Linked DNA regions of Mus musculus: region 2 is linked to region 1. Evidence: chromatin loops called from intact Hi-C (ENCODE). Cell type or tissue: heart. All regions are shown on one strand.

Evidence for each region. Peaks named below come from ENCODE experiments on the same cell type or tissue, not always from the same donor. Only the 100,000 strongest peaks of a DNase experiment are listed, where the experiment ranks them.
Region 2: a loop joins it to region 1, with 1.9 times the contacts of the local background. A loop is called at or near these places in 3 of 42 quality-filtered maps.

The regions. Positions count from the first base shown.
Region 1 is chr12:73,265,502-73,273,501 of GRCm38, reverse strand. Mnat1 (menage a trois 1) reads right to left here. Exons shown (of 8, transcript NM_008612.2): 8 at 1-1,088. The coding sequence ends at 968. It also overlaps a transcript of Trmt5 not described here. Among named protein-coding and RNA genes, the nearest start is that of Trmt5, 17 kb to the left of the region's middle. In heart, no CTCF peak of the experiment used is centred here; a DNase peak (open chromatin) is centred at 3,361.
Region 2 is chr12:73,214,706-73,222,705 of GRCm38, reverse strand. It overlaps Mnat1 (menage a trois 1), which reads right to left. Exons shown (of 8, transcript NM_008612.2): 7 at 3,564-3,685. Among named protein-coding and RNA genes, the nearest start is that of Trmt5, 68 kb to the left of the region's middle. In heart, a CTCF peak has its summit at 3,880 (motif pointing left); no DNase peak of the experiment used is centred here; H3K27ac peaks cover 239 bases.

The DNA of each region.
Region 1 (8,000 bases):
TTAATTTCCTGGAAAAGCCTATGTTCCATACCCAGGGGCCCATGCGACAGACTCACACAGGCTGGGATGCTCATGCTTCTGACCAACACACACCCAAACTACACAAAACCACAAGCACAGTAAAATCCCTTGAAGCTTTGGTGGGTGGAAAACTACATCAGTCTATAATTTATGCAGAGAAATTTCACTTACATGGTACCTTTTCCAGTCTCAACATCTCATCATAAAATGAGCTCACATTAGCAGTGAAAGGTGCCATTGATGTATTAAGTTTTATTAGCTCACATCTTTGAATCTGCCATTAAAGCAGGTTAATGGCCTGCTCTGGTTTATCATTTCTGTGGCTCACAGCTGGGAACCACATTAGGTTTGCCTCACTTTGCATGGCTCAAAACAGTCCCCCAGACTCTTACTGCTGAGGAAGAGCCACATCACAGTTGTGCTTTCTTGACACGGCCTGCTGCTAAGATGAAACATCTCCACTTGTCTGTACCACTATCAATACGACATTAAGGGGAAAAAGAAGTTTTTATAGGGAAAATATAGACTTGGATAATAGCACTGAATGTTATAATCAAAAAGGCATTTGGAAATATGTTCCAGAAAAACACAAGGAGGAGGAGGAAGAAAAAAAAATCCCACAAAAATGTACCATAAAGTCAGGCTTTATTTTTTATAAAATGTGTAAGTCAACTCCAAACATAGGCAAATCATTTATTTCTTTTCTGTCAGATGAGGTTTAATGTTCTTCATCCCTGTCTAAAGAACAGAAGTAAAAAATAAACCTCTTCCATGAATCTATATGCAACACATTTCTCAGCTTGGTCCAGACTGCAATAAACACCTGAGCACAGCAGCAGTGGTGGTGTGCTGTGCAGCTGCGGGGCTGGAACTTTACAAACCTCTATACTTTCAAACCCCTTGGTTTGGCTCCACAATCCAGATCTTATACATGAGAAAATACAGGTTATCTGGGCTGCCAGAAGAGCCCACTGAACGCATCCTGTAGCGCTCTGTGACAAGCAAGAGAAGAAGTATAGCCGCCAGCAAGATCCTGTGGAGATGCAGCCCGGACGTGGTTTAAATACCTGAAAGAAAACAAAAAGTACACCATTGATTTGAAGACCGTAAGCCAGTGACATTCTGCAAAGCAAGTGTAAAACTGATTCTACATTTGGAAAGGAATTCCAAGATTGAAATGTTCAGGTTCACACACACATATATATGGATTGCCCAACTACTACTAAGTTACAAAGGACAATGAATTCTAAGAATAGTCCTTATAACCTGTACATTTGGATGAAATGTTAAAATATCCACTCTTTCACCATTTCCAGTACTGATTCGTTTTTTTGGAAGCTATTTAGACATCCAGCGAATACTGTCCTTTCCAGCACGCACACTATTATGCTACTAACATTTCTACGAAAGCTTTTTTTGTTGTTGTTTTGTTTTGTTTTGTTTCGGTTTTTCCAGACAAGGTTTCTCTGTGTAGCCCTGGCTGTCCTGGAACTCACTCTGTAGACCAGGCTGGCCTGGAACTCAGAAATCCACCTGTCTCTGCCTCCCAAGTGCTGGGATTAAAGGTGTGCACCACCACTGCCCCACTGCCCGGCTTTACAAAAGCATTTTAAAGCAAAACCTTACATACGGAAAACAAGCACACTCAGGAAGAGAGCACACAGTAGTTCACAGTCACCTCGGTATCCCAGAAGCATACTGTCTCTGTCCTTGCAAGGACAGGAACCTTAGAAAGTACACGTCTAAGAAGTGTGGGACAGAGCCTAAGCTGAGAACAATGACCTGAAGAGTCATAGAGTCCTAAGTACAGAAGGACAAACCCATCTCAAAAGGCAGAACAACAATGTTTCTTCAGTCTCAGCTTTTTTACCAATGAAAAATTAATGCCTTCATAAAAATAGATACAACAGGCCTAAAAACTCAGAGGATCTCAGCCGAGGACTGACTTGTCAGCCAGACAGCTGCACTGCAGGAAAGAATAATTCCAGCCTTGCTTTAATGCCTCTGCAGGAAGCCACACGGGCCCTGGAAACAAAGCTCCTTCGCCCACTTTCAGAATTACAGGTACGATAAATGAATAAATCAGGAAGCAGGACATTTTAATAGCTTGGAACCTTTTCTACTTATTCATTCAAACTTCCTGTGTGTCAAGATCTTAATGCATGAGCAACTTCCTATTTCTAACATAATAACAAGTCAGTTTTTTGTTTGTGCATATGTTTTAATAAGCTTGTATGATTAAGACATGTATGGCAACTTAAGGGACCAAATAGAAGACGCTGTCAAAATGAGACAGGTCAAACTCCTGGAATTGGCTATAATTTATTCACACTGCCACAAATCATGGTCTTAACTCAAATCTTTGCTTTTCTGCCAAGGGGTAAAAGTCAAAGGAGAAAGAAATAAATGTTTATTGAGCAAAAATTTAAAACTATTTGGGTAGTATATTTATAGCATACAAGTTATTTGTACATCTACCCTCAAAGCTTATTTATAAATTATAACAAATATTAGTAATGGATACTCTATATCATACTACAGGATCATATGAAATGTATAGAAATGAAAACCTGAAGAGATAAAATGAAGCATGAATCATGCCATGCTACCCGCCTCTGAGGATGCATCCGACTTCAGAAACTGTTAGGTGTCGCTGATGAGCTCCAGGTAGAGCCTTAAGTCTCACAGGAGCTGGACAGGAATGGACTGAATCTACACATAACTACAATGTTATTTTCTTATTACTCTCCCAGAGCACAATAAAATGCCAGCTGTTAGGATTCTGCTGGTTAGGGCAGGGTATGGTAATGCTTGCCTTTAATCTCAGCACTCAAGAGGCAGAGGCAAGCAGATCTCTGAGTTTGAGGCCAGCCTGGTCTACAGAGTGTGTCCAGGACAGCCAGTGCTACACAGACCCTGTCCCCCCCCCAAAAAAAGGGCAAACAAAACAACCCCAAAAGGATTTCTATCAACAAACAAAGCACATGGTGAGCTGCCTCAGAAACTCTAACTCTACTCCTTATACCGCAAACTCAATGCTAACCACACGAGTAAGTAATGGAATTTAAATCCTCCCATTTTTGACTTGTGTTTTAGCTGATTTTTATTCACAAACCGAATAATGGCACATTACTCTCTTCCCAGATCCTGAAAAGAAAGGTCCCATTTGGTTCAGACCCAGTAGAATCCAAGCACTGCAGTATTTGTCAACAGTCAGAAAACAACTGTCACAAATGGAATTGGCTCTCCCAGCTGTAATAAAAGTCCATGTGCAGCTAACTATTGATTCACGGCATTTGGTCTGGCTTGCTTCTGGGAAAGTTGAGTCACAGCATCCTGGCTTGGCAAGTCCAGTACACACACTTGCAGTGTGCATCCAGCGTTTTATATGCTACGCAGAGAAGCCTGAAACAGCTGCACAGCTGGCAGGCAAGCCCAGACCCCGTAAAATACCTAAAACAGTTGCATCTTCTAATTTATGATGGTGCACTGTTTCCATAAAGAGTATATAAAACAGTTCAGCTTTTATAAGGAAAATGTAATAAACAGTCATACTCATTGAGGCCATAAATGCATTTTTTAAAAGTTTATCTAAAATGATTAATTAGTGTTTGAAAATAGTACTTCTTGAACAGTCATAATCCAATGCAGTGAGCAAATATTGTTAAAGTTGAGTTATTAACGGTAAGTTGTGTGATTCTCATTGCCAAAATAAGTCAATTAAAGTTTCTTTGCATAGCACTGAAGACTGCGCATTCCCCTGTGCAGTCACTCACACTGAGCATGTCTGGCCGGGGTCTTTAAGAGTCCTCCCTACTTAGATTGCTCTTTTTGATCTCCAGAACTGCACAAAACTTTTACTGTTAATTGTTTCAAAATATTTGAACCAAGGCAATCTATATTAATTCCATTTAGAAATATAGTTGATCTTACTATTTGGTTGTAGGGTTTTGTTTCTTGGTGTTTTATTCACTGTTTAAATCCTTTAATAATTCTGGTATACCGAAGCTCTTTAAGGATCTGCCACACTAGAGCCAGATGTCAAGAACTTAGGGGTTTGCCTACTTCCCCGCCTGCCTCCACACCTGTTTTTTCTTCTGTGATCATTATAAATGACATCTCTTGGGACTATGTCAGAGGTCAACAACATTTAATGTATAATTTTATAGAACAAAACAAGAAATATATCTTATGCAAATTCATTTCGAGAAATCAAGCTTTCTGGGTCCTGGACATAATAGCTCTACTTAGCCAATGCCAAGACACTAGTTGTGCTTTTCGTGGCTTTATTTTAAATATCTATTAAGTCTTATACATAGAAACCAGTGTGGGATTGCTTATTTTGGTAGCTATAGCCCTATTTTTACTGAAAACAGACTAAATTTAATTTTTTAAAAAATCAGTATTTTCTTAATAAAGTGTAACAGTATACTTTCAAAAGCGTTTATAATTCTTATATAGAGGACATCTTGAGCTCTAACTTTTGCATGGTCTGTCTAAAGTCACCTTCCTTTGCTACTATGCATCATAATCACTACCGGACTCTGGAGATGGAGGAGGAAAAATGAACAGTGGACCTTAGAGGAGAAAGGAGTTGAAACATTAGACTTGATGGGTTTTCTGGGCTTCAAGTTAAATCATCATTTTTCCATCTCCCTTTTAGCAGTTTTTACTCCCCAGTAGGTGGTATAATTACGCTTTGCTTCAGAAAGCCTTTGTTTCCTCAGGTCTGGGCTCCTCTTACCATTTCCTTTCCCCTCAGAGCCCTGCACTGACCATCTGGCAGACACCTTGGACTCAGCTCCTGCTGCTGCTGGTCAAACAGAGCTCCCAGGAAGGGCCAGAGTGCAGAGCAAGCCAGCAGTGCCACTACAAGCAGTGTCACAGCCTCTATGTGATAAACCCTGGAACATGCCCCTGGAACAAGTTTTAGAATTGAAATGGAAATAAAAATGGTTTCATATGAGTTGCTTCTCTTTTAAATTACTAGGCCCTGTTTCGACCTGCATTCCGAACTGGTTCAAAGTAAGAAAGGCCGTGAAGCCTGGAGAATAAGACCTGCTTCTTGCAGAACAGAGTGAGCTTTCCGCATGCTTCACTTTGAGACTGGCTCTTCCTACATTTCCAGGGATGGCCTCAAACTACTGAGTTCAAATGATCTTCCTGTCACAGGCTCATAGCTGTACCAGGCTGTAGGGCACCCATTTAAAGTTTGCATTTAACACCATGAGTTAACAGACCTGCCCCATACAGTTCTGTGCTCCGGATGTCAAGACTAAGCAAGAGCGCTTAGAAGTGTAAGGACTTCATCCCATGAGCTTGGATGGTCTTGCTGGTAGAACATGACTAAGATGTTCAAGGCCCTGGTTTCAATCCCGCGCACTGCACTACCCTATGGCCCACAATGTTTAGCCATAACTACACAATATTTTCATTGGACCAGGGAGATAACTTAGTCACTAAAGTGTTTGTTATGCAAGCTGAGGACCCAAGTTCGATTTCTGGCATACACATAAAAGATACGTGTGTTGTGATCCATATTTCAATCCCAGTGCTAAGAAGGTAGAGGCAGGAAGATGGGTGGAGCCAGCCTTGCTATCCTGGTGAGCCAGAGCAATGTGAGACCTGTTTTAAAAGAGGTGGCTGATGCTCCTGAGGATAATACACTGGCCACTACACGTGTACATGTAGGTATACCTACACCCACAGACACACATGCAACACTTCACAAAAACAACTAAAAACAACAACAATAGGGTACTCAGACTAGTGCTAAAATGCAACATTCTTTAAAACTAAATATATCACTTAACTAAATATATCCCTTAATGTGCTAGCCTAACTAAGCACAACAATAGAATAAGATTGAATGGATAACTGTATATGCAAAGATAAATGAAGAAGCTACTATGATTCCAATGCTGTCCAGAATTCTGCAGGTAGTCTGACTATAAAAGCACATGGCTTCATGAAGTCCAACCTAATAACATAACTTCCATGGATGGTTATCCCGTCACTCTTTATTGGTCTAGCCAGTGGATAAGGATTGAAGGTGAAAAAGAAGCTCAATAATAAAGCTGTTTCACATTTATACCAACATACTCAAGAGCAATTATGCCAGATGTCTAAGCCATCTCAAAAGCAAGGCTTAGCTCTGGAAATCCATAGGCACACCCACCAGGATTTACTACTCAGTCCAGACCGTTACACAGATTCTAACATCAGCTGAAGTAAACTACAATGTATTGCTACCCAAGGCTATACTATGCATTTTAGGATAAAGTAGCTCCCACTGTAAATTTATAATCATGTAATGCAACTAATGTTTCCTTGATTTGAGTATAAACTAAAGAACAGAGAAGCCCTGGCTATTTAAGTATGGTGGCAGTGTTGGATATCCCTACAGATTGACCTCTAAGGATAGATTCTGTATAAATAATAGACATAAACATAGGAATATCTTAAGAATTGGGCACTACGGTGTTCTGAATGTAGATTGTTCCCCACTGTATTTGAATACTTGGTCTCTGGTTAATGGTGCTGTTTTGGAAGAAGTTGTAGGGAGAGTTAACCTTTCAGGAGAATACACCATTGGGAATAAGCTTTCAGACTTCATATATTTGACACACGTCCTGGTTGCTCCCTCCTTGAGGTTAAGGTTGAGAGAATCTGATCTCTCAGCCACCTGCTTCTTGCTGTCATACATCCACACCATGATAAATTCTTATCCCTCTGGAGCCATGAGACAAACTCTTCCTTCTACAAGCTGCCTTGTGGTGTTTTACCACAGCAAAAGAAAAGTATTTCTAATATAGGCACTGTAACATAAACTTGGATAAATTCACCACTATCCACAACAGCCAATAGACCAAATGATTTTTCATAAATATTGAAAATATTTACCAAAATCAGAAGGTATTTATTTAAAAACAAATTATTACATATTTGGCTAATTTTAGTATAAAACTTGAAACTGTAAAGAAAACAAAATCCGCTGGGCAGTGGTAGCTCACGCCATTAATCCCAACACTTGGGAGGCAGAGGCAGGTGGATTTCTGAGGCCAGCCTGGTCTACAGAGTGAGTTCCAGGACAGCCAGGGCTACACAGAGAAACCCAGTCTCGAAAAACAAACAGGAAAGCAAAATACAATACATAAGATATGTATATGAATAAAGAAAGCTTTATTTATAAACTTGGTAGAGTAAAAGATTACATAATGACTAACAAATACAGAAATTATAATATTCTATACTAAAAAACAGCCTCTTAAAGTGTAATTTTTGTTTTATGAAAGCAGAAAGATTATGCTCTCTGTATATTATATAAGGAAGGTTATACATGGCTCTATCATAAGCCATCAAAATTTTGCTACATTGTACCAGACATCATGGATCCCACGTTCTATGACCTGACACTTCCTTTGCACACTTTATTTCCAAGGTTAAGTTACTACCTTGTTTGCATCGTGACTGCTTCTCCTTCCTCTTATTCCACACATCATCTCACTGCCACCAAACATCTTCTTTCAGATCTTGACTATCTTTGCTTTACTGTTTATGCTGAGATCTTTGCTTTACTGTTTATGTTGAGTTTGTTATTGTGTTCTGTACTGTCTTTGACATGGAGCCCAGAACAGCTGAATTCACTATGTAGCCCACGCTGGTGTGAAACTCATGATTCTCCTGTCTCAGCTTCCCATATGCTGGGTAACAGGTGTGTAGCACCACACTGGGCCATTGTCATCATTCAAGGACTACTGCTAACAGTGTCAGAACTGACTCAGAGTGTACACATTCCATTTCAGTCTTTCCATAGTTACTCAATTATTCTCAGGACAAAGATCTCCCCGACTCTTACATAAATAGACATTAATTGGCTCCAGGCTCTAAAGAATCAGCTCCAAACTCCACAGCCTACCATTCATGGTCTATTATATGTGATTCCAGTTCACATTTCCAAACATATTTTCCCATTAATC
Region 2 (8,000 bases), 51 kb after region 1:
CATGCCGTTATTTAACCTGAAATGGCCTGTTACACTCTTCAACAGGACTCACATTTGAGGATATGATGCTATGTGATAGGAGCTTAGTTCTACTGCCTAGTTTACAACATTCACTAAAGAGAGATCCTATGTGGTTCCATTTTATGAGACATTTAGAGTTGTCAGATCTAGGAGACAAAAAGGCACTGGGAAGGAAGGAGGATTAAGATGTCATATCTAATACAGTTTCTGTATTACAAAACAAAAAGCTCTAGAGATAGTACAGATAATGGATTACACAACAATATGAAATGACTTAATAACACTAAATTGTCTAATCAACTTCATAAAATAGCCTGCTGTATATGTCTGTTACCTCACCTAAAGAAACAGGTCATTTAGAGGGTCTAACATATGAAACCAGAGGTATAGGATCAAAACAGAACATAAGGAAGAACTACGTGAAGGGATAATAGATAGGGTCATAGCAAAATTAGAACAATAAAATGCAGATCAAACAAACTCAAACTCTTAACATTTAGTGAACTTCAATGTTTTCAATTGAGTTCTTCACACTATGTACGTTGTAAGTGCTCAGTAGAAAGTGACCAGTGGTAACCACAGGGGACAGTATTGATCTACATACAGCATTTATAGCATTATAGAAATTTCTATTGCCTAGTTAACAATAGTTAAACTTTTACAATTACATTACATTTAAAAATAAGATTTGTTTTATTAATCTCATGTGCATGTGTGTGTACATGTATGTATGTACATATACCACTTCTGTTCAGTACCTGTAGATACCAGATCTATAGGTGGGCTCACAATCCAAAGTGGCTGCTGGGAAACAAATAAGGGACCTCTGCAAGAGCAACAAGTGCTCTAACTGCTGAACCAGCTCTTTAGGCCACACATTTAACACATGATGTCATTAACACTATATCTATTTATATTATATTATATTGGCGGGCTATTTTCTATTTCTTATTTTTTTCTTTTCCTACCTTTTATTAAGCATTTTCTTTTTCCATTTTCATGTATGGGGCACATGGTGTGTGTGTGTGTGTGTGTGTGCGTGTGTGTGTGTGTGGTGTGTCAATGCTTGCATGTGGGTGTTCATATATGTGGAGGTCAAATGTTGATGTTAAAAAATCATCCACTCTCATTTCTCCACTGTATTCAGCGAGGCAGGCTCTCTCATCATGAGATCAACTCTAGAGCTTGCCAATATAGCTGGTCCCATTAATCAGCTTGCTCAGGGATCCCTTATCTCTAGCAGCTGAGCCTAGCATTTCGAGTGGGTTATCACACCCACCTGTATTTATGAGGCGTCTAGGAGTCCTACCTCTAGACCACATGCACATGAAGCAAGGTCTCTAACTGTTGAGCCATCTTTTTGCTCTAATTACAGTTCCTATGAACTTACTGTTTTCTCTGGTTAGGTTGAACAGCTTCTTATTCCTGTTTTGCTAGAAGATGTTACAATAGTAAACGTCCCTCTCCTTCCTGTCCTTTACCACTACTCTGAGGCTACTCGGATTGCTCAGAGACTAACAACCTGAATTCAAAGCCACGTGGCGGAAGAAGAGAACTGACGCCCCTCACCTCCACATGAGCACCATGGTACCATGGTACACGGTTCACAGTTCTCTCTCTCTCTCTTTCAATAAATAAATATTTTTAACCCAAACCACTTTAATTTTCCATGTAATAAATCCAACAATGCACTTCTATTATTTATGATCATTTCCATGATCTCATAAATGTAGTTTTTATAACAAATTTATAAGAAAATGTAAAACTCTTTAACAGAGAAGGGTTTGTTTTAAATACTTAATCTTTATTGACATTAAAGATTCTATGGAAAGATTAAAAATGATAGTTCTGGCTGATGGTAATTCAGCCAAAGTTCTTTTAAACCAACGTCTGTGCTACATATAACTTTTCTATGTCATAAAATATAGTATTCTTGGGGCTAGTGAGTGAAGTGCTTGCCATACACACATGAGTATCTGAGTGCAATCACTAGAACCAATGCAAAGGTCCAGAGTGCTACCTGCTAGTAATCCCACGGGAGAGATGGTGCAGGTTAGCCTGATCAGTGAGGCCCAGGTCCCAGTGCTCTCCTATCTCAAAAGATAAAGTTGATGGCTTCTGAAGAATAGCACCCAGGGTTGACCTGTGGCCTCCACACACATGTACACACATGTGCACATGCAGCTGCACACACATACACACAGACATACTCCTCCTATAATGCATGTATACCTATGCCCTCATACTGTAAAACAGGTATCATATAGCAAATTATAAATAAATTTGCTGTCTCGAGGGAGTTTTAGATTCTCTATTTTGTTGGCTTCATATTTAGAGGTCATAGGATTTTAAGATAACATAGAACTAAATTTTATCAATCCTTAAGAGCCCGCCAATAGTGGATGTGATGGTTTATATTTGCTTGACCCAGGGAGTGGCACTATTTGGAGGTGTGGCCTTGTTGGAGTAGGTGTGGCTTTGTTGGAGTAGGTGTGTCACTGTGGGTGTGGGCTATAATAACCTAGACCTAGCTGCCTGGAAGCCTTCAGATGAAGATGTAGAACTCTCAGCTCCTCCTGTACCATGCCTGCAAGATGCCACCCTGCTCCCACCTTGATGATAAAGGACTGAACCTCTAAACCTGTAAGCCAGCCCCAATTAAATGTTGTCCTTTATAAGACTTGCCTAGGTCATGGTGTCTCTTCACAACAGTAAAACCATAACTAAGACAGTGGATAATCAAATAATATGTCATTTTCACTTTATGTCTACATTAGAGCCTCAGTAATCATATGTAGAATATTATCCATCATCTTCAAGGTGTTGTTTTTAGCCTGAGGACACATACAGGTTTTATTATATGTTTACTATTTCTTATCTCTGCTGCTATCGTTGTTAATTTTAATTACTTGGCCTCATTTTATGTATTGTTTTTATTTCATATTATATTCTTTTGTTCAGAAACACAATTTCTGAACCAGCCTTCTATTCAATAGTTTACACTGAAGAAAACCAGACCAAAAAATGATTCTTTACATCCAGCATCATCTGTGTCTGGACTTCTAAACTTCATCCGCTCCAAAAAAACTATCATTATTGTTCACAAATGGCAAGATCAAGTTTATTTCACAAAAGGAAACATACAGTTCAACTGCTAGCCGCTGGCTACATTATACCTCCTGAAAAAATGTGTCATAGCTCAGCTCACAAAAGTCTAGTTTCAGCAAAGATAGAGGACAGTGATTAAACCTACTGAATTCATATCTTCACTGACTTGTTACTTACTAAGGTAATTAATCTTTGATTCAAAGAAGCAAGTGGTAAGCTAAAACAGCCACTTCAGATATGTCTGCCTAAGACAGCCTCAGAAGGAGAATGCCTGCATCCAGTCCTGAGCTCCAGAGCTAGTGAAGACACTGAAAAGTCGATACACTGACCAAAACTTAACTTAGGATTACGTACCACTTACTCTTGAGAAGCAGGATTCAGTTCTATAAGTAAAGCCCTCACAATCACTCACGGAAAGTGCTTCTGCTGCTTACCCAAGCCGTCCTAAGAGCTCTTGCTCAGGAACTTGTGGGCCACAGGTCTCTATCTGCAGGGGCTGGTACTCATAAAGAGCTTCTTCCAGCTTTTGGATTGGTGCTAATGAAATCTGTTGACCCTATAAGAGAAATAAAGAAAATACATTTTAATAATATTTTCATATTGTCATTTGTAGTAATTTTTGAGAGATGGCTCCGCATTGAGGATTACTCGCTGCTCTTGCGGAGGATAGTTCAGTTCCCAGCACCCACACTGGGCAGCTCACAACTTCCTATAACCCCAGTTCCTGAGGATCCAACGCCCTCTCCTGGTCTCTTGTGGCACTGCACCCATGCGTATTCCCACACACTGATCCATACATAGACAAATAACTAAAAATGTAAAATAAAGTCTATTAAAATTTTTAATAAAATAGCTATTAGTGTTATTATTCTATGAGTATAGTGTATTACCATCACAAACCACATTCTATAATATAATTTAATGAAAGAAAATGAAATCTACCATTAAATATAAATTTTGCTTTAATCAGTATTATCACTAGAACTAAGCTAAATAGAAGTTCAGTTCAACCTTACATTTCCTACTTTCTATAAAATATTATGACATATTTGGTAATCGGTGTTTTGTTTTGTTTTAAAGTTCTAACTAGGGAAAGGGGCTATTAAAATTACTTCTGCAAACTGCTGTCACATGTCTTTGTTCTTTACAATAAAATCAAGCTCACCAAATGAGTACTACATGTGCATATATACACATACAATATAAAAAATTTATTTCTCTTTTCTAGTGTGTCTGAAGGGAGTGACAGTGTACTCACATACATACATAAAGTCTCCTTTAAAAATCTATGATAAAAACTAAATTCAATTGAACATCTAGGTACTTTTCTGAGAAGAAAGAACTACTAGGTCAGTATCCAAGAATCTTATCTGAATACAAGTATATAAAATCAAACATCACTCAGCCCATCTACATATGATTCCCAAATTGGCCTTCTAACATTTGATCCATCTTTTCAAGAAAAATACAATAAAAATAAAAACTGGTATCTACTTAAGTTCAGACCGTGTCTTAATAATTCATATGAAGAAATACACACGGTTTTAAGTGGGTAATGGTCAACAGGTGTGTTATGGAAAAAGGCTGGTGAAATGGCTCAGCAGATTAAGGCTCTTTCTCTCCAGGTCCAATGGCCTTTGTTTCTCCAGAATACACACGGAGAAAGGAAGGAACCAGTTAATGGAAAGTTGTCCTCTGACCTCTTTATATGCACTATGGCACTCTTGTATATACATACATACATACATACGTACGTACGTACGTACACACACACACACAAAATGTAACAAAAAAAATCTAATGGCTTTCTAAATGCAAAATAGTTATTGTGACATCCCTACTATAGTAGTGTGATATTACTGTAAACAATCAAGAAAATTATTCAGATTAAGGAAGTTCAACTATATGATAAATATGTTACACAAAACTAATCTGGCTGTATATCATAGGGTGCAGTATAGCTTTAAGTGATATAGAAAATCCAAAGGAGGTGCGGGCACCACCTGTACCTGAAGGGTTACTCTGAAGCCACCAGCAGGAGAACTTAAGTGCCTGTCAGCACCCACCAAGCAAGGAAATGTATCTGCTGAAACAGGAAGGCACACCACTGAAGACCTCACATGGTGCAGTACCTCAGTGGTGCCTCAGACATGGTTAAGCTTGGCTATCAATTTGACTGGATCTAAAATTCAACTAAGCAGAAAGGCTCGGATCACACTTGTGAGGGGTTTTCTCTACTAGGTTAAAGTGGGAAGAGAAATGAGCAATGCGGGTAGCACTAGCACGTATAGAAGTAGATCTGAGGGAAAGCTTTTACTTTTTCCCTGACTGCCTTTGCGTCTCCCTGGTGAGTCCATCTACCACATTTCCAAGTCCATTCACCCACTCTCAAGTCTACCCACCCCATTCTCCAGTCCATCCACCCAGTCCCCCTGTCCATCCCCTGCTGCCAGTGCTCTAATTGCTCTTACTGTCCTTCAAGAACACCAGAACCCAGCTTCCTCTGCCTTTCAATATGGACTGAAGACCAGTGGCTGTTGAGGAACACTCCAGCACCCAACTGAGACTGCTGAGGCACGCACCCTGGTAGATGAACCACCTATGGCTTTCCAGCCTCTCCCATATGACAGCTATTGCAGGCCTACTCTGACTTTTGTATGTAAGTCAGTCTAATAAATTACCTTTTAATGTATATGACTATTGGCTCTGTCCCTCTAAAGAATACTGGCTAGTATACTTACAGATGTCTTAAAGAGAAAAAGAGGAAGGAAGAAAATATCAAAGGGAGACGTGGAGGAACCCTTTCTCTCAGCTCTCAACCAGGCGATACACAAGAGGCCATGATGGAAAGGTCCCTCCTGAGTTAGCATATCTTGGTAACCCGAGACCCTCAGTGCATCATACATACTCTCTAGAAATTCCAAGAAGTATCATGAGATCTAATACTGAAACCTGGCCAGCAGAATTACCTGGAGACCTTGGGGACAAACCACACACTGTTCAGTTTGATAGAAACCTGGTCAGAGACAGAGTCTGTAAAGGAACAGACTCAGGTTCCAAGCAGTGTGTCTGTACTATGAAAGGTCTTCACTTTTTCCACAATTACTCAGAAGCATGCCTGTACACCTGGCTACAGCAACAGAACAAGGAATTAAGAGATAAAAATAGGGAATAAAGAAGACAAAGTATCCTTATTTGCAGATACGACTTTATACATAAAAGATCCTAAAGACCCTACCAAACAACAGGATAAACACTTTAAAAGTGGCAAAATATAAAATTAACATATAAAAATCAGTAGTTTTTCTATATACCAGTAACATGTCCAGAAGGAAATCAGAAAAACAACTTCACAGTTGTTGCAAAAAAATAAATGAGTAAGGAAAGATCTAACAAAAAAGTGAAATAAGACTTCTATAATGAAATATTAAAACGCTGAAGAAAAAAATGGAAGAAGACAGTAGAGAATGGAAAGGCCTCCCATGGATCTCTCTCTGTCTCTGTGTCTTTATGAGTCTCTGTGTGTATGTGTCTCTGTCTGTCTGTCGTCTGTCTGCCTTTCTTCCTCTCTCTCTCTCTCTCTCTCTCTCTCTCTCTCTCTCATCCGGTATGGTTTTTTGAGATAGGACTCTCTGTGTATCGTTGGCTGCCCTGGAACTTCCTCTCTGTAAAACAGCCTAGAGATCTGCCTGCCTCTACCTTTTGAGTGCTGGGATTAAAGGTGAGAGTCAGTCACCATTCCCGCTCTATCAAAACCTCAATGTCATTCTTTTTAAATTTAGTATTGTTTAAGATTTATTTTTATCTTTCAATTATGTGTTATGTTTGTGTCTGTGGTACATATAAATGCAGATGCCCTTGAAGTCCAGATAAGGTTATCAGATCCCCTGGAGCTGGAGTTCCAGGTGATTGTGAACAGCAGCCTGATATGGGTGCTGGGACCCCAATTCTGGTCCCCTGCAAGGACAAGTTCTCTTCACCATTGAAGCAAATCTCGATACCCAGCAATAAAAATAATCTGAATGACCATCAACTCATGAGTGAATAACAGAATGTAGTATAGCCCTCATAATATATGCTAATGAATGTTAAGGAATGAAGCTTGAATATGTGCTACAACATGGATGAACTACAGGACAGCATACTCTAACAGCTTTTATGTATATGAAATGTCCAGAAAGAATAAAACTGCAGAGACAAAGTGCACACTACAATTGTTATAGGCTAGGAGCACTTAGTGTGCTGATTCCAAATGAGTGTAAGATACCTTCTTTTTGTTAGTTTGTTGTTTTTTTTTGTTTTTTTTTTTTGGTTTTTTTTTTTTTTCGAGACAGGGTTTCTCTGTGTAGCCCTGGTTGTCCTAGAACTCACTCTGTAGACCAGGCTGGACTTAAACTCAGAAATTTGCCTTCCTCTGCCTCCCAAGTGCTGGGATTAAAGGCATGTACCACGCCCGGCCTATAAAATACCTTCTTAAAGTAATGAAAAATATGTTTAGTTTGACTTACAGAAATTGTTGCAGCATTCTGTAAACTAATTAAAATTCACTGAATCATAAAATTAAAATAAGTTATAGCATGATAGAATTGTATTTTTTCAAGAGTTTAAAGCAGATCTGGACCAGTGCCCTGAGCAGACCTTGGGTGTGAACTCCACAACCAGTTCCATAACAGGCAGAGGAAGACCCACTCCCAGGCGCTCCAACACTCCCAGGATCATAGGATCAGAGGTGAGGAGGACACAACATCTGTCCTAACACCAGAAGTATCTAGGACCAGTGAGACCCAGGCACCCAGGAACTCCGCCAGACCAGTGGCATAGGTTCCTTCCTGTCTGGGCCAGCGCAAACTCCACAGCCAGTCCCACAACAC